2 separate regions of the Homo sapiens genome follow, and region 2 is linked to region 1. Evidence: read pairs that join two places in POLR2A ChIA-PET (ENCODE). Cell type or tissue: OCI-LY7. All regions are shown on one strand. Links, peaks and the distances in the headings refer to the core of each region. The heading gives the core; the rest is flanking DNA.

The links. Peaks named below come from ENCODE experiments on the same cell type or tissue, not always from the same donor. Only the 100,000 strongest peaks of a DNase experiment are listed, where the experiment ranks them.
Region 2: POLR2A ChIA-PET joins it to region 1 with 6 read pairs; 27 of 35 experiments call an interaction of 5 or more read pairs at or near these places.

Annotation. Positions count from the first base shown.
Region 1 is chr12:14,390,084-14,397,640 of GRCh38, reverse strand. The region is part of intron 1 of ATF7IP (activating transcription factor 7 interacting protein); the gene reads right to left. Among named protein-coding and RNA genes, the nearest start is that of ATF7IP, 28 kb to the right of the region's middle. RefSeq lists a silencer at 4,752-5,046. In OCI-LY7, for the core only: CTCF peaks have their summits at 2,044 and 3,104; DNase peaks (open chromatin) are centred at 2,410 and 3,040; H3K4me3 peaks cover 1,792 bases; H3K27ac peaks cover 2,500 bases.
Region 2 is chr12:14,249,300-14,256,856 of GRCh38, reverse strand. It overlaps the pseudogene RNU6-491P and the pseudogene GNAI2P1. Among named protein-coding and RNA genes, the nearest start is that of ATF7IP, 110 kb to the left of the region's middle. RefSeq lists an enhancer at 6,949-7,463. In OCI-LY7, for the core only: no CTCF peak of the experiment used is centred there; no DNase peak of the experiment used is centred there; H3K27ac peaks cover 886 bases.

The DNA of each region.
Region 1 (7,557 bases), core at 1,936-4,435:
AAAGAGAGCTACAGACAGACAGAAAGTGGGGGGCTATGAGAAGCAAAAATAAAAGTAATGAAAGGCAACTTCATCTCAAAATCAACAAATGTTAATTTGTTTGGATGCCCAATAAAAGAAGAAACTGATTTATGAAAATAGAGACTCTCCCTTCTGTCATTAGAAATAGTGAAGTATAAACTAGATAATTATCTGTCAGGAATATCAAACAGTAGGTTCCTGTGCAAAGTGCAATATTAGAAACTACCTGACCACTTAGGTTCATTTCATTTTGAAGATTTTGAGATTCTACATTGCTTGCTAAATACATTTTCTTTCTTAAAAGGAACACAAACACTTTTTAGGAACTCAAAGATTTTTATACTCCAAATTTTGGATCATTCACACTCAACTTCAATAGCCTCAAAGACTATATACCTTTATCCTCATTGTTTTTTTGGTGTTTTGTTTTTTTGTTTGTTTTTGGTTTTCTTTTTTAGAGACGGAGTTTCGCTCTTGTTGCCCAAGCTGGAGTGCAATGGTGCGATCTTGGCTTACTGCAACCTCCGCCTCCCGGATTCAAGCAATTCTCCTGCCTCAGCCTCCCAAGTAGCTGGAATGACAGGCGTGCGCCACCACATCTGGCTAATTTTTTGTATTTTTAGTAGAAACGGGGTTTCACCATGTTAGTCAGGCTGGTCTCGAACTCCTGACCTCAGGTGATTCACCTGCCTCGGCCTCCCAAAGTGCTGGGATTACAGGCGTGAGCCACCACGCCTGTAATCATACTCATGACTTTTATCTTTGTTTTGATTGTCTATGTACAAAATATACCTCTGTCCTACTATCCCTCATCTTTCTTTGCTATGACCTCCAACTCTAACAGCATTCAATAAATTCCTGTTTTTGTCTATCAACTCTTTTTCTCTTTGTCTATATGTAAAAACTAGCCCATCTCAACTATCTTCCCAGCCCAGCATTCCCCTAACCAATATAATAGCACAAGAGAAGTTTGAAAAACTTTTTCCTACTGTTTCAGATGTGTATGTCTTCCACACCAAGAAGCATGACCTTCTCCTCATCCAACCTCAAACACATCAATCAAAATTGATTTCTTTCTACTATCATCATTTTGTCAATCATAGGGAAATTGTTTACTGAGATGAAACATACACAAAAAAGTTACGTTTCTATACTTTAATAAAATATATGCTTTTTTTTTTTAAATCCAAGCAACACTGTCAAAAGGCAACAAGTAAGGAACAGTTCCTGCCCCTGAAACATGAGTATGGCTTCTATCACAGCTGGCCCCCAGTTTTAAAGTATACAACTATGTAGCAATAAGTGACCAAACTTTCAGAAACTAGAGAACTGGAAGTCCCACCTAAAAGTAACACTTTGGTTACAGAAAGAGCCTGCTGCTTGACTTCTAAAGAGGGAGGGAAAGAGCAGAGAGCTGCCTGACGTAATTCCTTTCTTTGATACACTACTCTAAGCTACCTCACTACCACTCTTCACTTTACTCTGCTATTCAACTCTTCACCCACCCTCCAAAAATTATTACAATCAGTAATATATTTCTGGCCATACTGATACGAATGAACACATACATTGGCATTTCTTTATAAACATACACCTTCCTATCTTTACAGCAATGGTAGTAGATTATTTTTATTGCAATGGAATTTTATATTTTTGTATACAATATTTCATGCATAGAAAAAAATAATAACAAATGACTGTGTTCCTTTAACCCAGGTTAAGAAATATGAAATTTAGTGGAATTCCTAATTAATACATTCATTTTAGACTTTTAAAAATCACTTTATTAAAATAATAATAAATTTAAATATAGAGAAATGGAAAGAATAAGGGTGGAAGTAGAAAATTGACCAAGTTATATGTATAAATATACATTATCTAATGTATGTCAATGAGCCATATTTGAAAACATAAGCACTCTGATTTGTAAAGGTGAATTCAAAGTGGTAAATTTAAACTAAAACTTTATACTTAAGTGAGGTTACAAAATGTCATCTCTCTGCGTGTACCAGTTGGTGTCACTACAAGTGAGAATATAGTAACAGACTATAATGAAAAGAGATCTAAAACTGATTTCTATGTAATATGAACATATTGTATGCATGAGTAATATTCATATATGAAGTCCACTGTTAGTTCATTTCAATTCAAATGTGAAGGAATTTTGAGAAGATGAAAATTACATTTTAAAAAATACCAAATCCAAATGTGGCATTCAAAATCTCCTGAATATTAACATTAAACGATCTACCAATCCTGTTTTCATTAGAACTAAAAACAAACAAATTTTTAAAAACTTCCAATGGTGAGAGAAAAACATAAAGCCTGGGGGGTAGGTGTCACAGAAAAAGGACCTGAATCTCTTACCTGTGGGCAGCTTGACACTGTGAAAAGGACTTCCTCTTCTGTAAACCACTGCTACTTAGTTCATTTGTATAAACATTAAAAGCTAATGCAGACTTCTAGGTCAGCCTTCTCGAGTCTAAATTTCTTGTTTGATTCATATTCATTAAAAAAAAAACAAGAATACAGTAGGTTGGCTACATATTAAAATTCCTTTCAAATAGTGGTTCACATCTGTTGGGTAGTTTGTGCAGCATACATCCCATTTACCACAAAAGCCAAAAAACGTCAGACAATATGTCAATGAAGCTCACAGAACACACAGAGTATATCTTCAAAATGACTATTTCAAAGTGAAAATGCCTAGAATCAGAATTCTTTGTACTGCTTTCTATGCTGCCAACTATTAGGTCTGCAGCAACTGTGTGCAGTTAAGTACCTCCCACATATTACCCAATAGTATCAATAGGTATAAACCTATAAAAGAACTAAAAGCTTAAAAGGCTTATAGCTTCTCACTATTTCACATATTCACTGTCAATTGTGGTCTCACTACTGCTATTCTAATGTATCAACTCTGTTCTTTCAGTCCAAAAGGCTGAATTCTTATACATTCCAAACAGAAAATCCATGACACATTTTATTTGCTACCCTAGCACAGCCAGACTGCAGTTACAGCTAGCTGGCGCCAGTAAGGACAATTTACATAAAGCAGTCCTCATTTCATGACCAAACTAAAGGAGAGTACTGCTGAGTAAACCCTCCCCATTCGTTCCCCAACATGTACTGACTGGTTCTAGAATATATCTAGTTATCTACATATATTTGATATACATATTTGAATAGAATTCAAATCCAGGTAATAAAAGAAAACCAATTTATAATTCTTATATAACTGAAATTCCACCCCCCACCACAAGAAAAATATTTTTAACTCTCAGAGATATTCAAAAGCCTTAGCTTACTTATGGCACAGACCACGTAAATTCAATGGTTGCTGTTTGGCAATCATTAAAAATACAAATTATAATTCACATTACCTAATGTTATCCTCATTCTACTCTACAACTACCTTTCAAATTTTAACTAATCAATTAAATAGTAAACATTATTAAGTAGATGTGCTCTTAGAAGTATATTGTTTAACATTTCACCAAATAATAAGAATTGTGTACCTTCAGGTATCACTATTATGATGGTTAAATAATTCAACACATTTACCACTAGTTAATATTACCAAAGCATGTGCTGAGTATAAAAACCTAGGCACATTAAATTACGAATGTCTTCCCAAGAAAATATTCTGTCTGTGCCACATTCTTTTCAAACCTGTATCATTCATGTATTGTTTTTACTGGCCAGATCTGACAAGGCAAGAGTTGAGTCATTATCTGCAAGGCCCTTTTCTTTATTTTTACTTATTTTTTAGTTAATTTATTATCTACTAATACATAATTCTACTCCACTACCATTTTCATTAAGGCTAGAGATATATTAAATTTCATTTTAAAGTAACAATCCAGAAACTAGTTTAGTCCCGCATCTGAAATAACAAAATGAAAAGAAGTACTTAAAATGCTTACTAGGGGTTATCCAAAATATTTTCCATATTTTTAAATCTTATTTTCAGCTATCTTCAACATACTTCTTAAGTTACCCCTATCACATAAAAAAGATAATGGGGCTATAAATGAGGGGACGCATAAAGTTATCATTTATCAATAGCAAATGGTAGACTTATATAGACAATCAAAAATATTATCTAGGTTATCAATGATAAATTTCCTCAAACAACTATATTCTCTTCTCAGGATCTATGACCCACCAGCAGCAGATGAAGTGATAGGGACAAATATAATGATACAATTTCATGCATAAATTAACTCTTGGTTGGAGGAAAGATCTTATATCAAAAGAGCTTTCTAAGTACCATATACTGATCATAAAATATGAGTTGAGAAAAAATGTTAGAAATAATCTAAGCATTGAGAACAGAATCTAGAAGTTAAAAATTAAAAAAAGAAATCACTTATTATATACCTTACAGTTTTAATTTTGTTCTCTTCCTACCTGTATCATGCATCCAACCATGAATAAAAGTACTTGAAAATCAAAAGACCTAAAATAACTTAGTCCAACATAAAATATAGTGTAAATAACATGGATGTAAGTATTTCTAAGCCAAATAAGCTAATTACTTGACAGTGAATTATTCATCAAAAGAAGCTGAAAATCTCCACAACATGCTTACTAATAGTACTAACAATGGCAACTGTTGATCTAGCTCACTGCTAAAATGAATACAGTAAAGACTGGTGTTTTATTTTCAACCCACTGTAGATCAATGCTATTGTAAAATATGGTGGCAATGAATTACCTGAAAAATGAAATTAAAAATAAGGCATATAAAATATGAGTTTTAATTGTTTTGACTCAACTGACATAAAATTACATTATCAGATTGATGTAAAAATTTCTATAAACTCTCAATTTCAGTTCTTATCTCACAGAGGACCAGAAGCGAACAGTTCTCAGACTGATCACAGGCCACATTTTGTGTAGTGCTCATCTAGCTCTTAGATACCTATTCTACCCTACCCCACAGCATTCACAATCCTTAAGTATTTGCAACCTTCTCTCATATTTATTGTCTGTGTCTTCCCACTCCCTCCACAAGTGTAAACTCCCTGAGAGAGAGCAAGGATCTTATATGCCAAGCATCAAACAGTACCTGGCAAATAATAGGTGCATAATAAATAACTGTTACATTTGTTGAGTAACTGATCAATTCACAGTCTGTTTTAGTTTTCACTCTACCATGCTGCCTTTGCACAAGTAAGAATTCTTATTTTGTCCCCTTTAGACTCTTCAAAGTCTTCACTTGGAGATTCTAAAGACCCTGCTCTGTGACATTTTTACTGTAAATCAGCCAGGCCCCTAAATACGCCCTCTCCCTAAAGATCCTTTTCTAAACTACCCAGTAGACCAGATTTCTCCCAACTCCATTCTTCCTGAAATGATGATTTTTAAAAGAAAAAAAAGAAAAAAAAAAGATCTGTGCTAAAGGGAGTCTTGTGAAACAAATGCAACCAATATTTAATTTGTGCTACACTTCACTTGACTTTATATTTGTTATCCTCATTTAAACCCCAATATTAGTTCTTTATGATAAACATTATTCCCATTTTAAAAACAAGAAAAACTGAGGTTCTGAAAATAAGTAACTTGCCTCATTCCATAAAAATACCTAAGACTTGGCCAGGCATGGTGGCTCACACCTGTAATCCCAGCACTTTTGGAGGCCGAGGCAGGCAGATCACTTGAGGTCAGGAGTTCGAGACCAACCTGGCCAACATGGTGAAACCCCGTGTCTACTAAAAATACAAAATTAGCCAGGCATGGTGGCGCACGCCTATAATCCCAGCTACTCAGGAGGCTGAGGCAGGAAGACCGCTTGAACCTGGGAGGCGGAGGTTGAAGTGAGCTGAGATAGCACCATTGCACTCCAGCTTGGGCAACAAGAGCAAAACTCTGTCTCAAAACAAACAAACAAACAAACAAAATACCTAAGACTTACTGAACACATAATCATAAATAGGTACTGTACTTTGAGCACTATATATCCATTTTTCATATAACCTATAACTAATGAGAGGAAGAACATGGATTCACCCTGACTCTGTTTGACTCAAAGTTGGTGTTCTTCCAACGACCCATCTCATTTAATGATCAGGGATAACACAAAGAGGTTAAATATTTATCCAAAACTACACAATTACTTAATAACAGTACGAGAGCAGAAGTAATCTTTTCCTAACTTCTATACTAATGTTTTCCACTATGTATGCCATGGTACAGGTATTTCTATATCCAACAAAGGGATACACGAGTCAGATAGTTCTACTGGCAGTTGGCTAGCTGTATCTGCCTTACTTCAGAAGGAAAGACAAGATTCCCTCAGGCAGATGCAGAAGCAACTCCTCAGACCTCTCTCCAGTGTTAAGGTCCCTCTTTCACTAAACTGATGAAGATTTGCTAAATCAATTTGTGCTGTTTTCACAATTTCCATATTCACATATTAATGACTAATAACAGACTGTTACATATCACCAACAGAGAACTCTTTGTGAGAGTTCTAACCTGAGCAATTAAAAAACAATCACTTATTTGAATAGACATTAGGCTTTCTCTCAAATCACTTTCTCTTTTCAAAGTGTGAAGAGCAGTAAAGCAGGGGAGTCACTGTTTCCTGTGCAAGTTAATCACTTTTTCAATTTTCTCTAAAGTTGAACTCTAACTAGAAAACCATTTTCCAAAAAGGCATAACATTCTTTTAGCACTTCCTTAGAGTTACCAATGTCGTGGTATTATTTGAATGTTAACAAGCTGGCTTTCACTCTGGGAAATGTGGAATTCAAATTTAAGTCAGATCAAGATTATAAATTATCATGTTTCATGCATCATCAAGGTAGTCTTCACATAGACACTGTAAATGTTAAATTAATAAATGTAAATAGATGTAAGTTTTCAACAAAAATAAAGTTTGTAATGGCCTAACGGCCATTATCTAATCTAGTGTACGGTTAAGAAAACATTCTATTAGGAAATTTACTCATTATTTTCAGTGATAAACTTCTTAGCTCAACTAATTTGAGCAAAAATCTTTTATAAAATGTTATTTCATTTATCTGTTCAGTAAACTGCATAGCTTGAATACACTTTAACTTTTTCTTATTCAGTATCACCATTAAGAACATCAAGTTGATAGTGATGTCCTTTAACACAGCGGTAACATTTAAAGAAAACAGAACTGATTATCACATAAAAGATCTCAAGGTACTTAGATGTTTCTAATTAGTATTTCTTTAATCTCTTCACTTTCAATCGTTACTTGTTGTTATGCCATTGGATCTCCTTCATTTGGCTCCCATGGCACTCTATATAAAATTAGGACAAAGTGAAAGGTTACAAAAGGTGCCATATCTTCTAAAGAGTAAACTGACTTTATATATTCTAAGTCTCTCCTACCAAGTAAAGTAGGCTAAATTTTACTTATGTTTACTTTCTTTTGGGTTAGAAGTTATATTTTAGATATTTAAGGCTGCCAATAAACTATCAAATACGTAGGATAGGTCTTTAAAAGGAACTGTCTTCCAAGGCCACGCAGGTAACGTGATTCAGTGAAGAGGACCA
Region 2 (7,557 bases), core at 2,571-5,070, 140 kb after region 1:
TTCAATAAAAAAGGGGCTTTGTTTTAAGAATTTCTCATTTTCTTTTTGTGTTTTTTGAAAATTCAGAGAAGAGACAGATAATAACCCTAATCTGGGTGTGGCTTCGTTGCGTGCTTCACGACTCTCTGGTCTCCCTCTGCTGGCCAAACTGCGCAACATGTCACCATGTCCCAAGGCCTCTTGAGAATGTCTCAATTTTATGTCGAAGCACAAATGCAAGGCTACGTTACTAAGAATCACTCTCCAAACCTGGTTTCATGTGCATTTTACGTGTGCAATATACTGAAAGAAGAATCAGATGTTTTGTTTCTATGATGTTACATAGGATTAATTATATATTAACGATTTAAAATTTGCCCCTAAGTCTCAAAACAGAGACAAAACCGTTGTCATTTCCCCTGGGCTTAAAACCAGAGTGAAATTGCTCATTTAAGTGTTTAGTTTCAGTAGAGCATAAAGCCCTGGAAAAAAAACAATTACAACAGTAGATATGGAAAAGCTATTTTTGTACACAGGAGGGGAGGGGTTGGCTTTGTCTAGTGAGTCAGTACGCTCAGAAGGATGTGGGTGCCGGTTTGGGCTAAGATAATCTTCAAAATGTATGTTAAAAGGACGTGAATTCATCAGTTGAATTTGTTTTTGTGAGATTTAAGAGTCATCAGTTATTGTGGGAAGGCACACAGTATATGCTACACGGGATTTTCCAAAATGTTCAGTATCAAAGGGGATTCAAGAAGGGTAGAGGTCAAGCCATCCAAACTGGCCCTCTGATTCTTAGAGATGCTTTTATTTTAGGATCTTTGCATTTTTCACTCCACCTTGAAATCTCCACCCTCCCCCCCCACCCCTTATTCCTCTCTCCTTTCACTGTCCTCTGAGTTCCTCCTACCCTCTGGTCAAGCTTTGCCTTCCTCAGAGGCCTTCCTGAATGCTTGGTCCAAAGTAAATTCCTTATACCTTCTTATCATCTTACATGGCAACCTCTTTTTTTCTGTTGTAGCACCACTGTAACTTACAATTATATATATTTGTTTTCTTGTACATTGGCTCTCCCCCTTCACCCGCAACTAGCTTTCTAAGTACCCTTGGGCCGTGTCTGTCTGATCAAAACTGTATAACAAGCATAGGACCTGGCAAAATGTTAGCAAGGAGCAAATATTTGTTGAACAGATTAATTAAATTCAAATATTATTTCTCTGGTCCCAGTCCACTACTTTCTGGCTTCTTCTTTTATACCAGTTAGTTCTTTTACGATTCAGTCTGTTTTCTTACTCTTGTGAACTTTCAGGAACAACTGATTTATTTCAGGGTTCCTCTTTACATAATGAGAGCTACTGAGTAGAATAGAATCTTCACAGCTTCTGGGGGGTACCAGAAAGATGCCCAGAAAGGGGGTACCATGGCCATTACTGGCACCTCAGACAAGGGCAGGCTTCAAACAGGGAGGCCTGTGGCAACCCCTCCCCTATGTCTGAAGCTGAGGGGATGGGGGAGCTAAGAACAAAGGAAAGAAGAGAAAAGTGTCCAGGGAACAGGTGGGGACCATGGTCTTCTTGCCCCATCTTCCTCAGGGGTTGGGGGGTACAGAGTTGGTGGTGGCCCATCCTGCTAGGTCCCACTGCCCCTCAGAAGAGGCCCCAGTCCTTCAGGTTGTTCTTGATGATGACGTCGGTGATGGCATCAAACACGAACTACGTTCTTGGTATCGGTGGCGCATGTGAAGTGTGTGTAGATCTCCTTGGTGTCTTTGTGCTTATTCAGGTCCTCAGACTTACTCTGGTTGTAGCTGGCTGCCTCATCATACTTGTTGGACCCTGTGTACTCAGGGAAGCAGATGGTCAGGGGCTGTGTGTGATCTTCTCCTCCAACAGCTCCTTCTTGTTGAGGAAGTAGATGATGGACGTGTTTGTGAACCACTTGTTGCAGATGCTGTCAAACAGCTTTTATCCCCTAAGAAAAGACACACTAGTCTTATAATTCTTACCGTCTGTGTTTTCTCATCTGTAGTACTTGATTTTACTCTGAGATGGAATTCAACTTGGGTTTTGGTTTCTGAGTCTGGAGTCATGCACATGGTTTTCCCCCTTCCATCTTTATCAAAACTGTCCCTATCACCAGAGGGAAAGGATTTACCAATTCCTCCTTTAAAAGAGTATCCTGGCGGCCAGGCCTGGTGGATCATGCCTGTAATTCCAGCACTTTGGGAGGCCGAGGTGGGTGGATCACCCGAAGGTCAGGAGTTCGAGACCAGCCTGGCCAACATGGAGAAACCCTCATCTCTACTAAAAATACAAAAATTAGCCAGGGGTGGTGACGGGCGCCTGTAATCTCAGCTACTCGGGAGGCTGAGACAGGAGAATTGCTTGAACCCGGGAGGTAGAGGTTGCAGTGAGCTGAGATCATGCCATTGCACTCCAGCCTGGGCAACAAGATTGAAACTTCGTGTCACACACACACACACACACACACACACAACGGGCATGGTGGCTCACGCCTGTAATCCCAGCACTTTGAGAGGCCAAGGTGGGCCGATCATGAGGTCAGGAGATTGAGACCATCCTGGCTAACACAGTGAAACCTCACCTCTACTAAAAATACAAAAACTTAGCTGGGTGTGGTGGCATGCACCTGTAGTCCCAGCTACTAGGAGGCTGACGCAGGAGAATTGCTTGAACCCAAGAGGTGGAGGTTGCGGTGAGCCGAGATCGCGCCACTGCACTCCACACTCCAGCCTGGGTGACAGAGCGAGACTCTGTCCCAAAAAAAAAAAAAAAAAAAAAATGGATCCTAGCTGGGCGAGGTGGCTCACGCCTGTAATCCCAGCACTTTGGGAGGCTGAGGTGGGTGGATCGCTTGAGGTCAGGAGTTTGAGACCAGCCTGGCCAACATGGCAAAACCCCGTCTCTACTAAAAATATAAAAATTAGCTGGGCATGGTGGTGGGTGCCTGTAATCTGAGCTACTAGGGAGGGGATACAGGAGAATCGCTTGAACCCGGCAGGCAGAGGTTGCACTAAGCTGGGATCGTGCCACTGCAGTCCAGCCTGGGTGACAGAGCAAGACTCAGTCTCAAAAAAAAAAAAAAAGATTCTACTCCTGGCCAGGGACTCATCCAAGCAGAAGTCTAATGCCACAGAATTTCAAGTAGGCAATTTGCATCTCTGAAAACCTTCAGATGAGAGAGAGAGAGAGGGGCCACCAATTCACTGGATTTCAGCCCAACACAAGAGTAATGTCTTTGGGGCTTTTTTTTTTTTTGAGACAGGGTCTCACTCTGTCACTGATGCTAGCTAGAGTGCAGTGGCCTGATCCTGGCTCCCTGCAGCCTTGACTTCTGGGCTCAAGTGATCCTCTCACCTCAGCCTCCAGAGTAGCTGGGACTATAGGCATGCACCATCACACTTGGTTATTTTTTTCTATTTTTCTTTTTTTTTTTGAGACAGAGTCTCACTTTGTTGCCCAGGCTGGAGTGCAGTGGTGCAATCTCTGGTCACTGTAACCTCCACCTCCCTGGTTCAAGCGATTCTCCTGCCTCAGACTCCCTAGTAGCTGGGATTACAGGTGCCTACCACCAAGCCTGGCTAATTTTTGTATGTTTAGTAGAGATGGGCTTTCGCCATGTTGACCAGGCTGGTCTTGAACTCCTGACCTCAAATGATCCACCCGCCTGGGCCTCCCAAAGTGCTGGGATTACAGGCATGAGCCACCATGCCTGGCCTATTTATTTTTTTATTTTTTCACAGAGACAGGGTCTCTCTGTGTTGCTCTGGCTGCCCTCAAACTCCTGGCTTCAAGTGACTCCTACCTCTGCCTCCCAGTGAGGTGGGATCACAGGCATGAGCCACTGTGCCCTGCCTGGAGCATTTCTTCACCTAAGCAAATTAGCTGTTCTAAAAGCTGTGCTAGGTGTTGGAGGACATTTGAAGCACAGCTTTATTGTGTATTTATTGCAAGGTTTTGATTGACTCGTTGTGAAACTGGTAGGATTTCCCTAACTGACTACAAAATTCTGTGACTTTCACTTCTTTTTTTTTTTTTTTTTTTTTTTGGGATGGAGTTTCGCTCCTGTTGCCCAGGCTGGAGTGCAATGGCACGATCTCAGCTCACCACAACCTCCGCCTCTGGCGTTCAAGAGATTCTCCTGCCTCAGCCTCCCGAGTAGCTGGGATTACAGGCATGCGTCACCACACCCGGCTAATTTGTGTTTTTAGTAGAGACAGTTTCTCCATGTTGGCCAGGCTAGTCTCGAACTCCTAACCTCAGGTGATCTGCCCACCTCAGCCTCCCAAAGTGCTGGGATTACAGGCGTGAGCCACCACGCCCGGCTGACTTTCACTTCTTTTAACTGGTTCAGGGTAATCAATAGTTGAGAGACCGAATATTGAGGTCAGAAAAACTCAAAGCTCTGAAGCCGTGGTTTCCTCATCTATTTTGTTTTTTCATCTATAAAAATATCTCTATAAAGTTGTAATAATCATTATAAGAGCAATTACATAGCAATACTTTGTGCCAGTTTACTGTTATGATATATATGTATATATAGTATGTATAAACCACATTGTATATATAAACTGTTTTCCTCATAGCCACCCTTTGGAGAAGGTACAATTGTTCCCATTTTATTTTTATTTTTTATAGTTAGGATCTCTGTCTGTTGCTCAGGCTGGAGTATAGTGGTGCAGTCATAGCTCACTGTGGCCTTGAACTCCTGGGCTCAAGTGATCTTCCTGCCTCAGCCTCCAGAGTAGCTCAGACTGCAGGCTTGTACCACTGCTTCTGGCTAATTTTTAGATTTTTAGTAGAGAGGAAGTCTTGCTATGTTGCCTAGGCTGGTTTTGAACTCCTGGACTCAAGTGATCCTCTCGCCTCAGCCTCCCAAAGTGCTGGGATTACAGGCGTGAGCCCCTGTGCCTGGCCCATTGTTCCCATTTTCTGCTGGGGACAAGGAAACACAGAGAAGTTAGGTAACTTGCCCAAGGTCACACAGCTAGTAGAAGGCAGAACACAAACACAAACCCAGGATGCTTGAGTCTCTACTTTAAAAATCCTAGTGCTAATTACCTGGCACAAGATAAGTGTTGTTAAATCTTAGTTTCTTTTTATATCCTCCCTTGAACTTTCACGAAAAATGGTTATTCCTTCTTCAAAGTATCTTAATACAAAATTAACCCCCTGCCTTTTCAGATGAGGAAACGGAACTCCAGAAAGCTTGAACCATGTGTTTTGTGTGGCCAGATAGGACTAGATCCTAGCTCTCCTGCCTAATCTGGGAAGGAATAATGGTTCTCCATATTATTGTGTTCCATCTACTTCCTTCCTTAAGTATGGTTTTGTTCTTGTTATTTTTGTACCATTTTTGAAAAGAAAGGAAAATAATTTCCTTCCTGAATCTCACTCTTATCTCCAAATTGTTTTCTGCAATTAAATAACACTCGCCGTGCTGACAGAGGCATAACTAAATGGAATGTGCTGCTTTTCTACCAGAGTGCACAAAGGGAGTGAGCAAGAGTCTATCACTGCCAAAGTGAGGAGAGGAAGACTAGTTGGCATTCATTTTCTTTCTCTCTTTTCCATCTTCATCCCTTCCCTCCTTGTTTCTGCCTCCAGCTCTCTTTTCCCTTACCTGGATTAGGAGTATGGGACTATTGCTGGTGTCACCCTAATAAAAATTCAAAGATAGGTTAATAAGAGATAGTGCCCAGAGATGGGTAGTAAGCTAGGGTGTCAGTAGCTGCTGCCTGGTCTCTTTTTTTTGAGACAGGGCCTCACTCTGTCACTCAGGCTGGATGGTAGTGGCGCTATTAAGGCTCACTGCAGCCTCAACCTCCTGGGCTCAAGCAATTCTTCTACCTCAGCCTCCCTAGTAGCCGGGACTACAGGCACATTGCCATCATGCCCAGATAATTTTTGATTTTCAGTAGAGATGGGGGGTCTCACTATGTTGCCCAGGCTGATCTAAAACTCTTGGGCTCAAGTGATCCTCCCGCCTCAGCCTCCCAAAGTGTTGAGATTACAGGTGTGAGCCACCATGCCCAGCTTTGCTGCCTAGTCTTTTCTTGTCTCTGAATGAAAACAGAGAAAGCCCCGAATTCCTGTCTTTATTGTGTCATCATCTCAATACATGCCTTTGCATAATTTAGTTAACCTGTACTAGCCATCCATGATTTTCTCAACTTTGTATGAAATACTATCTTTCCTATTATCTGCTCTCAAAGAATTTTGGCTTGGCCATGAAATAGTACAGTGACAATGACAATGTTCAAGAGATCATGGTGTTTTGTTTTATTTTGTTTGGCTTAAATAAAAATTCTCAGAAGTATCACATATATGTCTATAGTTGCAAAAGTGCAACATAGCTTTATAGTCTTTGAATAGCACTATTCTAAAAGGCCTTATGATTTTGGAACCTATAGCTAAATAATATATTTGATCATCCTGAAACATCTATTGCACAAAAATGAAAGGAAAACAGGATTACCACAGTAAAAAAATACCGTTTTCAAAACAGAAGAAACAATGCTTGCTTCAACAGCACATATACTAAAATTGGAATTACACAGAGATGATTAGCATTGTCCCTCTGCGGGGATTACGTGCACGTCATTTGTGAAGCATTCCATATTAAAAAAAAGAAAGGTTTGAGGTGGTCATTAGAATAGAGTTCCTCTCTTTTTTTTTCTTTAGCAGAAACCTTTTGGGAAGGTTTGGGGGCTTTGGGTATTGATTGGCTTAGATGCTGAGTAATCATAGGTCTTTGTTTGCTAGGCTCAGGTTTTTTTTTTTTTTTTGACAGAGTTTCGCTCTTGCTGCCCAGGCTGGAATACAATGGCGTGATCTTGGCTCACTGCAACCTCTGCCTCCCGGGTTCAAGCGATTTTCCTGCCTCAGCCTCCCGAGTAGCTAGGATTACAGGCATGCACTACCATGGCTGGCTAATTTTGTATTTTTAGTAGAGACAGGGTTTCTCCATGTTGGTCAGCCTGGTCTCGAACTCCCAACCTCAGGTGATCCGCCCACCTCGGCCTCCCAAAGTGCTGGGATCACAGGTGTGGGCCACTGCGCCTGGCCAGGCTTAGGGTTTCTAAAGCAATATAACTTACATATAATGTTAGTACTTTTTTGTTTTCTATTCACATTCCCCAAGGTTATAACCAAAACCAGAATTCTTTTTATCTTGTTTCTTAGAACAAACCAGTGCTTGGGCCGTCCACTACTTTGTAGCTTGTTGACCTCTATCATGGCCGTATCCGAGGTGGAGAGGCAGAGTGAGACAGTCCCTTCTTTTCTGGCTACATTCTTTTGACTGGCTCTTTGTAATGAGAACAATTGTCCCCTTTGTCATCCAGGGCATGAATAACAGGAAGTAACTGGGAGTGATCTGTGGATATCAGTATCCTGGCCTCCTTAGCGTTCACTTTATTTTTGGGTATAGAATTTTGACATTCTAATCCTGGAAAGCCAGAACTGATTATTGGCCATCCTGGATTATTAACCTAGGCAAAACTGTGTTTTTCATATTTTCTATTTCTAGACCAGCTAGGTTCAAACAAAGTTTGAC